Regions from separate parts of the Homo sapiens genome. Here region 2 is linked to region 1. Evidence: read pairs that join two places in POLR2A ChIA-PET (ENCODE). Cell type or tissue: GM12878. All regions are shown on one strand.

Evidence for each region. Peaks named below come from ENCODE experiments on the same cell type or tissue, not always from the same donor. Only the 100,000 strongest peaks of a DNase experiment are listed, where the experiment ranks them.
Region 2: POLR2A ChIA-PET joins it to region 1 with 5 read pairs; 2 of 35 experiments call an interaction of 5 or more read pairs at or near these places.

What each region holds. Positions count from the first base shown.
Region 1 is chr2:62,212,320-62,217,319 of GRCh38, forward strand. The region is part of intron 1 of B3GNT2 (UDP-GlcNAc:betaGal beta-1,3-N-acetylglucosaminyltransferase 2); the gene reads left to right. Among named protein-coding and RNA genes, the nearest start is that of MIR5192, 9.0 kb to the left of the region's middle. RefSeq lists an enhancer at 3,175-3,674. In GM12878, no CTCF peak of the experiment used is centred here; no DNase peak of the experiment used is centred here; H3K27ac peaks cover 365 bases.
Region 2 is chr2:61,864,560-61,869,559 of GRCh38, forward strand. CCT4 (chaperonin containing TCP1 subunit 4) reads right to left here. Exons shown (of 14, transcript NM_006430.4): 13 at 4,881-4,994; 14 at 3,526-4,147. The coding sequence ends at 4,133. Among named protein-coding and RNA genes, the nearest start is that of FAM161A, 13 kb to the left of the region's middle. In GM12878, no CTCF peak of the experiment used is centred here; no DNase peak of the experiment used is centred here.

The sequences.
Region 1 (5,000 bases):
TGGGTGGTCCTTATCCAACCCAGATCATTGCTTCCTACAGCCTCTCAGCCCCCATGTGTGTACCCCAAGCCCCCCTGGTGCTGGCCATCTGGTGAGCTAGCCACCTGATCTTTGTCCTCAGCACAACCCTAAGCTGCTCTGGCCTAGGGTATACATTGACGTGGTAAGCTCCTATGGAGGGAGGCCTCTTCACTCTGGTCCAGCAGCACCTGATGACTCCCTGTGTGTGCCCCTCCTTCCTTCTGTCTGCTTGACTGTCTACACCCAGACTTGCTTGCCTGTACCCTAGAGGGTTGCCCCTGCTGCTTGGTGACTGTGGGGGATCTCTGGCCTAGGTACCCAGGAGTTTTTCTGCCATCTATACTTTCTTCAACAAACTCAGAAAAAACCCCTGCCCTACCAAATTTTGGGAGATATTTTTCATCTGTTCCAGGGCATCCTTTAGATTGTTATTTCATCTTTATAGTTTACTCAAGTGTCATATTTATTGTATTAAACTTCCCTTTCTTAGATTACTGTTTGGTTTCTACCTGCTGGTTGAACCCAGACTGAAAAACATTCTATGCAGCTCACCTAAGCAGGCAGAAGGATGAATCAGAGAGAAGTCTTTAGAGATTTCTGAGGGCTCACTGAGAGGCTGCCAGAGTACACTTGCTTGTACACAGGTCCTAGAGGTTGGAGTGGAAGCATTTACCAAGCCACGTACAAGCTCTTAACCAAGGGCTTCCAATATGCATTAAGCTCCCCAAAAAGGGACTGCTTGCATTCCGGTGTTTTTTTTCTAAAATGACTGTCAGCTGGGGCAACATGAGGAGACCTCGTCTCTACAAAAAAATTTAAAAAATTAGTTGGGTGTGGTGGCACATCCCAGCTGCTCGAGAGGCTGAGGTGGAAGGATCGCTTGGGCCTGGGAGGTTGAGGCTGCAGTGATCAGGCAACTGTAGTCTAGCCTGGGCGACAGCGGAGACCCTGTCTCAAAAACAAAAAATGATTGTCCCACCTTAGGTAAGTAGATGCCCCCAGGTTGCAAATCTGTACTAAGGATCTTCCTCTAGATATGCTTCCCATGACTGTCATGGCCTTGTAGGTTACAATTGCTGGAGGTCCATCCCTCTCCAGAAAGGAGGTAGAGATGCCCCATTTTGGGATAAGGGTGCAGGAGGGATAATGGGTCTGCTGCGGAAGAAGATGGCACCCTCACCTGGAAGCACTGCTCAATCCCACACACCTGCACACCCATGAGTCTGCTGCCTTTGGTGGTCTGGGGCTGACTGTGGGAAATGAGGGGGCGGCTGTACTTCTCACCCCAGTTTACCTCTTCAGATCTTGCCCCCACCCTCACGTCTAACATGGAGTCAGCACTGCTGAAATTCTTATCTCCCCTAAGTCTAGCAAGTTATTTAAATTTTTCTGTTACCCTTTAGTTCTTAATAAGTGAGACAGTTTTCTATAAACATGTCTGTAATTCAGCACACATGTGATTTTTCCATTGTCATCTCTTAGGAGAAAGGGTGTATATATATATATAATCTGGTTTCTACTGAACACTGTGTTCAGTAAACTTGTCCAGATGACCAAAGTATCTGTTCCTTTAGCAAATGCTGGGTAAGTCTCAGGTACCACGTGCTGGAGTGTAATGGTGGTGCAGTGTGAAGACCTTGACTGCGGAGGGTTCCCAGGCAGAGGCATCCTGATCAGGAGCAGATACCCTGACTCCTGGGCAATGAGGCTGGTGTTTAGGCTGGGGCATACCCTTGGGCAGGAAATCTCTAAGAGAAAGAAGTGATGAAACCCTGAGTTCAACCTCTGGGAATGGAGAAGAAAGGAGTTCTAGAAAACAACAGACACATAGCTAGAGTTAGGCTCTGAGGGAACAGTAGCATATTGGTGGTGGTCTGGGGGAACTGTGGGAACAGCATGAGCAGGGAGGGTGTGTCCAGGGGACTGAAGACTTGGGAAATAAGACATATTTGGGAACATAGTGGGAAAGGAGGCTGTAGGCTATTGCAGGCTCTGGAATAGAGGAGAGATGAGGAGGGAGCTACCAGTGGCGTAATAGAAGCACCTGGCTCCTGGCTGAATGCGCAGAGCAGGAAGCAACTCAAGGTAATGTGGGGTTTTCACCAGGTGCCTGAGAACTTGATCCATTGCACACAGAGGCCCGAGGAAGAGGGACTCTGCAAGGCATGTGGAAGCTAATATCTGGAGTTAGTTTGTTGACCCATGAACCCTCCTTTTGGAGGTGATGCTCATGGCATTGAATGGAGGAGTTTGTAGAGAGAAGACTACTAAAGAGGCAGTGAAGGACGGAACTTTGAGAAATGTGCTTCGTTTAGGGTTTGGTGGAAAAGGCAGACCCCTGAAGAGCTATTGGAGGTTGTATCATCCCATTTTACAAAGGAGGAAAGTGAGGCTTAGAGAGGTCGGGTAACTTGCCTAAGGTCACACAGCCAGTAGGTAGCATAACCAGAATTTAATCCTGGTCCTGTCACTCCAGATGCCAAACTGGTTTTCCAGTCTGAAAATGGATCTGGGACATCTCCATCCTCAAACGTCTGCTACCCTTATTTTTAAATTGCATAATCTTTCCACCTAGACCTAAAACCCTCTTTAGTTTACTAAAGGCAGGGCAGAATGGCCTCTGGGAGGGTTAATTCCCTTCTCCTCTTTTCCTCAAAGGTTCTGTATGTGTTTATTTGAAGAATACTTCTAGTGGCTAATTTGATTTGAAATGATGAATATCATTTGAGAAAATCGGCCACACTGGGCTTTCGGGGGGTTGTAATCAGTGGGGGCCAGAATATGTCCTGCCAGATGCTTTGATCTATAATGTTGCCTGTGGGACTGTGTAGGTGAGTAGATTCATTATAAATACGTTTCCCTTTTAATTTGAACATGAAGGCTAAAAGTAATGGCTGGGAACCAAATTCCTTAAATCTAGCTGACAATAGTTCTGTGACTTACAGACTGGAGAGCAGAGGTAGACCATCATCTTAGCTGAGTGCCAGCCTCTTGGTGAGGGAGTCCAGGGAGTCCTGAGGCTCCCTTGCCCCGGTGAAAACCCAGGCCAGGCCTCTTTCCGCAATCAAGGAACAAGCTGTAGGTGTGGCCCAGCTCTTCTGGTCCCACTGAGCTGCTCCACTCACACCCTTATCACTCCACCATCTGCCAGCAGTGCTGGGAGCTATTCTCTCCCCTAGAGCCATTTAGCTGCAAACTGTCTCTGTCTCTGTTTATCCGAGCAGAACCTGGAAGGGGCTGGCAAGGACTAGGCAACAGATGGGACAGCCAGAGAGGTGAGGACTTAGGTAAACCACTCTTGCCAGACTCCCGGAGGTGGTGGGGAGGGAAAGGGCAGAGTGAACGTGCTCCTCTGGCCTCGTGATATGGCAGGGGGCTTGGGCTCTTTCTGAGGATTTGTGTGTCCTGTTGGAGCAGGAAAGTGAACAGGAACCAGGATGCCCTCTAGAGATGGAGGCTGCTAGCTCTGACACTCCTGGGGTTTAGTCAGAAGCTTGGATTTCCAGCCCCTTTCTCTCAGCCTGAGTGGGTGGGGGTGACTGGTCATTTTATTTCACGGTTACAAGGAGGCCTTGCTTTTCTTTCATCCTTAATCTTGGTAGTAGGAGAAAGTGCAGGGCAGCCTTGGCACAGGTCTTGGGTCTGGCTTGTACGTATTGCTCGTTCTGTCCCTGGCTAGTTACTGTCGGGCATCTTTTTAGCTTGCCTGAGCCCATGGCGGGGGAGTCAGACCCTGCCTGAGTTCTGGGAGAGAGTCCTCATGGCTGTTGGTGGCCACATTCAAATGTTTTCTGGCCAGCAGTTTTGCTTCAGTGCTACAGGGCTCTCAGAATTGAAGGGAACCTTTTTAGGGTCATTGGGTTCAGGGATTCCCAGTCTAGTGTCCATGAGTGAAACGTTGGAATTGTTTCAGTATTTGAGTCCTAAGGAAAACAGCCTGTGTGGGCTAAGTAGGTATTGAAGACCTTTGCTTTGGTCAGAGTGAAACCAGCTGAAGGTCATCTCATGTGGATGGGTGGGAGGGAGGCCTGGGGGAGGAGGGATCATAGCTTCTGATTTTTCTTTTTTTTTGTTTTTTTTAAAGAGATAGGGTCTCACTCTGTCACTCAGCCTGGAGTACGGTGGTACAATCTCAGCTCACTGCTGCCTGGATCTTCTGGGTTCAAGCAGCCCTCCCACCTCAGCCTCCTGAGTGGCTGGGACCACAGGTGCATGCCACTACACCCAGCTAATTTTTTTTTAATGTAGACATGGGGTCTCGCTATGTTGCCCAGGTTGGTCTCGAACTCCTGGGCTCAAGCAATCCTCTCACCCTGGCTTCCTAAAGTGTTGGGGTTACAGGCGTGAGCCATGGCACCCAGCCCATAGCTTCCGATTAATAGAACGGTGGGACAGTAGGAAAATGGGCGCCCTTGAAAACCATGGTTTTGCATGGGAGAAAAAAAAATTAAAAACAGCCTCTTAGCTAAGAAACTAAGGTCTTGAGAAATTGGCTTCCCCGGGGTCATAAAGTCCACGTGAGTCACTGTCTGTTTTCACAGCTTGGTAATCTTTCCCATGTTCCAGTACAATGTGTAGAAGAAACTAGAACTAGAAGGCCTGGGCGCAAGCCCTGACTCCATCACTTGCTGGCTGGGAACCTGGGACTCTCAAAGCCTCATTTTTTCTCATTTTCTTTTAGGGGAGAGATGAGTGGGGGCTGCATTTTGCCCAGAGCCTAGCCTGTAGAGTCACTAATGTTACTTAAGATAGTACACTGCCTCCCATATCTGATGGTTGACTCGTAGTTTTGTGGGTGAAAATGTATAAATACAGAGCTTTTAAAAAGTTACTTTAAGAAGATTAACCATGGAAAATTAGACACAAATCCCTTCAGTTCCTGCGGTCATAACCATACGCAGCAGCGTTTGCTTCCGTGATTGTGTGATGGTTGAAAACTCGCACTCTGGAGCTATCATTGCCTGGGTTTGAGTCCTGGC
Region 2 (5,000 bases), 350 kb before region 1:
TGTAATAATGTAAGGTGTATTTTTTGTATTACAGTATTTTGGTTATGGGGCATCAAGAAGAGTAAAACTTCACTCAGTGACTTTAACTCTTCTTCTGAGGAAGGGGTTAGTGTGTTTTTGGTCCTACACAGGATAGTTGTATCATGTCAGCTGGATTTATGACCATGTTATTACCTTATTTGACGGTTTAAGTATGGTTTAAGATGTATGGCCGGGCGCGGTGGCTCATGCCTGTAATCGCAGCACTTTGGAAGGCCGAGGCGGGTGGATCACGATGTCAGGAGATTTGAGACCATCCTGGCTAACATGGTGAAACCTCGTCTCTACCACAAATACAAAAAATTAGCTGGGCATGGTGGCGGGCACCTGTAGTCCCAGCTACTCGGGAGGCTGAGGCAGGAGAATGGAGTGAGCCCGGGAGGCGGAAATTGCAGTGAGTCGAGATCGCACCACCGGATCTCAACTGGGTGACAGATCGAGACTCCGTCTCAAAAAAAAAAAAAAAAAAAAAGATGTATATGATGGCCAAGTTGACAGTGGGTAGATTTATGATGCCTAATGTGTCAACCTGGCCAAGGGATATTTGGTTAAAACATTTCTGGGAGTGTCTGTGAAGGTGTTTCTGAAGGAGATTTAACATTTGAATTGGTGGACTGAATAAAGCAGATAGCCCTCCCCAGTGCTGGTCAGCATCATCCAATCTGTTGAGAGGCTGAGTAAGAAAAAGGTGGCTGGGTGTGGGCTCAGGCTGGGCATGGTGGCTCACACCTGTAATCCCAGTATTTTGGGAGGCTGAGGCAGGTGGATCAACTGTGGTCAGGAGTTCAAGACCAGCCTAGGCAACATGGTGACACCCCGTCTCTACTGAAAAAAAAAAAACAAAAAACCAAAAATGAGCTAGATGTGGTGGCACGTGCCTGTAATCCCAGCTACTAGGGAGGCCGAAGCACGAGAATGGCTTGAACCTGGGAGGCGGAAGTTGCAGTGAGCTGAGATCACACCATTGCACTCCAGCCTGGGCGACAAGAGCAAAACTCCATCTCAAAAAAATTAAAAAAAAAAAAAAGACACTCTAGAGCAAGCTTGTCTAACCTGCAGCCCACAAGCCACAAGCAGCCCAGGACAGCTTTGAATGTGACCCAACACAAATTCGTAAATTTTCTTAAAACATTTTATATATGTATTTTTTTTTTTTTTAGCTCATTAGCTATTGTTAGTATTAGTGTATTTTATGGTTTGGCCCAAGAGAATTCTTCTTCCAACGTGGCCCAGGGAAGCCAAAAGATTGGACACCCCTGCTCTAGAGATTGTCAGAAAAATCTGAACACGGATTGGGTGTTGGACATTACAGAACTGTTTTCTTACAATTGTTTTCTTTTTTCTTGAGATGGACGTATTAATACAGTACTTCATAACCATTTAACATGGGTAAAACTTATTAGGCTTCCTTTGTGCTAAAGTTTTTGGGTGTTGTCTCCATTTTGCATACTGCAATGACTTCTGTTACCTAACTATGTAACAAAAGGTCAATTAATAGCTAAATCTAAGTGGAGGGTAATACAATGTTCATACTACTCTTGAAACCTCCCCAGTAGCTGGGATTACAGGTGCCTGCCACTATGCCCGGCTTTTTTTTTTTTCCTACCTTTAGTAGAGACGGGGTTTCACCATGTTGGCCAGGCTGGTCTCAAACTCCTGACCTTGTGATCCACCCGCCTCGGCCTCCCAAAGTGCTGGGATTACAAGCGTGAGCAACCACGTCCGGCTGGAAGAATTCGAAGAATGCTGCTATACACACTATTTGTATTATTTAGGCATAACCTATGAACAAAAAGCTTTGTGCTGTTAGGCTGGGCATGGTGGCTCATGCCTGTAATCCTAGCACTTTGGGAAGCCAAGGTAAGGATAGCTTGAGCCCAGGAATTAAACGCCAGCCTGGGTAACACAGCGAGACCTCGTCTCTGTGAAAAAAAAATACAAAAATTAGCCAGGCATGGTGGTGTGCGCCTGTAGTCCCAGCTACTAGGGAGGCTGAGGTGGAAGGACTGCTTGAGCCTTGGAAAGTTGAGGCTGTAGTGAGCCATAGTTGTGCCAATGCATTCCAGCCTGGGCGACAGAGCAAGACCCTGTGTCAAAACACATAAAACAAAAACACTTGGCTGGGCATGGTGACTCATGCCTGTAATCCCAGCACTTTGGGAAGCCGAGATGTGCGGATCACGAGGTCAGGAGTTCAAGACCAGCCTGGCCAACACGGTAAAACCCCATCTCTACTAAAAATACAAAAACTGGCCGGGTGTGGCAGCGTGCACCTATAATCCCAGCTACTCGGAAGACTGAGGCAGAACTGCTTTAAACCTGGGAGGCGGAGGTTGTGGTAAGCCAAGATGGCACCATTGCACTCCAGCCTGGGTGAGAGCGAGACTCTGTCTCAAAAAAACAAACAAAAAAAACTTTCTGCTATCTGGGTGCAGTGGCACAGGCCTGTAGTGCTAGTTACTTGGGAGGCTGTGGCAAACTTGAGCCCAGGAGTTTGAAGTTATAGTGAGCTATGATCTTCACACATGAATAGCCACCACTCCTGCCGAAGCAACATGGCAAGGCACTGCCACTGAAAAAAAAAACATCTTGTGCTGAGTAACTGACAGATGTTTAAATATGGATTAGGTATTTTGACTTATGATTTTAGGATATACCTGATTCAACTGTTTTATGGCAGCTAGAATTAACATATTTCACGTTCTTATCAAAGTGAGGAATAAATTGAAGTACTAAATTCCAGATAATACAGAAATCTTTATCTAAAAATATTAGACACTTACCAAGTTAGTTAACTATTTCAGTTTCATGATGAACACAAAAGGAGCTTCAGACTGTTTGGCTGAAATCCTTTCTCCACAATGCTAGAGGGGCCTAGTTGCTTTCATGAAACTCCTTGTGAAATACTCAAGGAGATGGTAGCTGAAATACCAGATTGTTTAGGCCAAACTTTTGATCGACCTTAAAAGGTCTAGCCTTTACTCAAAGGTATGAAAGCTTTTACAAAAAGAGTGCTTGACTAAGTGCCTTTAATCCCAGGGCTTTAGAAGACCAAGGCAGGACTGTTTAAGGCCAGGAGTTCAAAACCAGCCTGGGCAACATAGTGGGATCCCATTTCTGAAAAAAAAAAAAAAAAATATATATATATATATATATACACACACATATATATATAGGGATGGTGGCACATACCTGTAGCTGTAGCTATTCTAAAGAATAAAGCAGGATTCTTTATTCTTAGCTCAAGTCCAGGAGTTCAAGGCTGCAGTGACCTATGATCACGCCACTGCACTCCAGCCTGGGTGATGAGCTTTTCTCTAAAAAAAAAAAAATCACTAGACTTCAATATGTGCGAAATAAATAGATTGGAAGGTGGCTAAAGGGAAGAGACTAGTTACAGATTTGACACTCTTCATGGTGAGATGACACTGATGCTTAGATCAGGACAGTGGCAATCAAGATGTTTAAAATCACTGGAACAAGACATTAGTTAAGAAACCCTTTTGTTTAAGTAAGATTTGCTACATATATGTATACACTTTTATTTGCAGAAGGAATCCAACACAGCAGTCATTATTACTGGGAAAAGGAATTAGGATGATAGGATAAAAGGAGGCTTTCATTTTTCATTCTCTTTCTGTACCATTAACTTATTTTTGTTTTAACTGGGCAGCCTCCCAAGCCAAAGTAGGTTCAGAGAGGTGCCACTTGGATCATTAACTTTTAAGACAGCATATATATTATATGTTGGTAGTTTTTAAGGCCAGGGAGCATTTATCAGTGATGAGCATATTGGGCCATTTTTTTCCTCAACATGTAAACTCACTTTTTACGCTTCTTTTATTAGTTTTTATTAGTTTTTCAAAAGTATCAGAAATAACAGAATGTTGGGAGAAGATAAATCTGCCTTTTGAAACCAAATATTTAATATTTTCATTAAATTGTTTCAATACAACTTCAGGCAAATGCCAACTGGAAGACCAAGCCCAGAAATTCAGAGGAAATAATCTTCCAAACAAGGAACACCAAGGTGATCTTCTTCCATTCCAGCCACAATACTGGTGATCATAATGGTGCTAGTCAGTTATCCAGATTATCGAGTGTTTACCTGATAAGAGAAAAACTTAGATTTCAAAACCTGTAATGACAGAATTTTAAAGCTGGAAAATGTTTAAGGCAATTAATAAAAGGAAAACCTGTATTAAGAACTGCTGTCACCTTGATGACTAGCAAATATTTATCAAAAGTAAAAACTTGGCCAGGCACGGTGGCTCATGCCTGTAATCCCAGCACTTTGGGAGGCTGAGGCAGGTGGATCACAAGGTAAGAAGTTCGAGACCAGCCTGACCAACATGGTGAAACCCCGTCTCTACTAAAAATACAAAAATTAGCTGGGTGTGGTGGCACATGCCTGTAATCCCAGCTACTTGGGAGGTGGGAGACTGAGGCAAGAGAATCGCTTGAACCCAGGAGGCGGAGGTTGCAATGAGCCGAGATCATGCCACTGCACTCCAGCCTGGGCAACAGAGCAAGACTTCGTCTCAGAAAAAAAAAAAAAAAAAAAAAAGTAAAAACTTTTAAAAAAACAATGGCCAGGTGTGGTGGCTCACACCTGTAATCCCAGCTACTCAGGAGGATGAGACAGGAGAATCACTTGAACCCCAGAGGCAGAGGTTGCAGTGAGCCGAGACTGTGCTACTGTGCTCCAGCCTGGGCAACAGAGCAAAACTTTGTCTCAAAAAAACCAACCAACCAACCAAACAACAACAACAACAAAAAACCTTTAAAAAATATATGCCTTTTTGACCTCCTAAGAAAATTTGCAACCTGGAAACACTTACCACATCATCTATTTTCAGAATGCTCCGAACAGTTTCAGTTGCAAGAGTCAGAGCACTGACTGATACCAACAGAGGCTGGACAACCAGTTCCTCCAAAATGTTGGAAATACCACCCTGCAA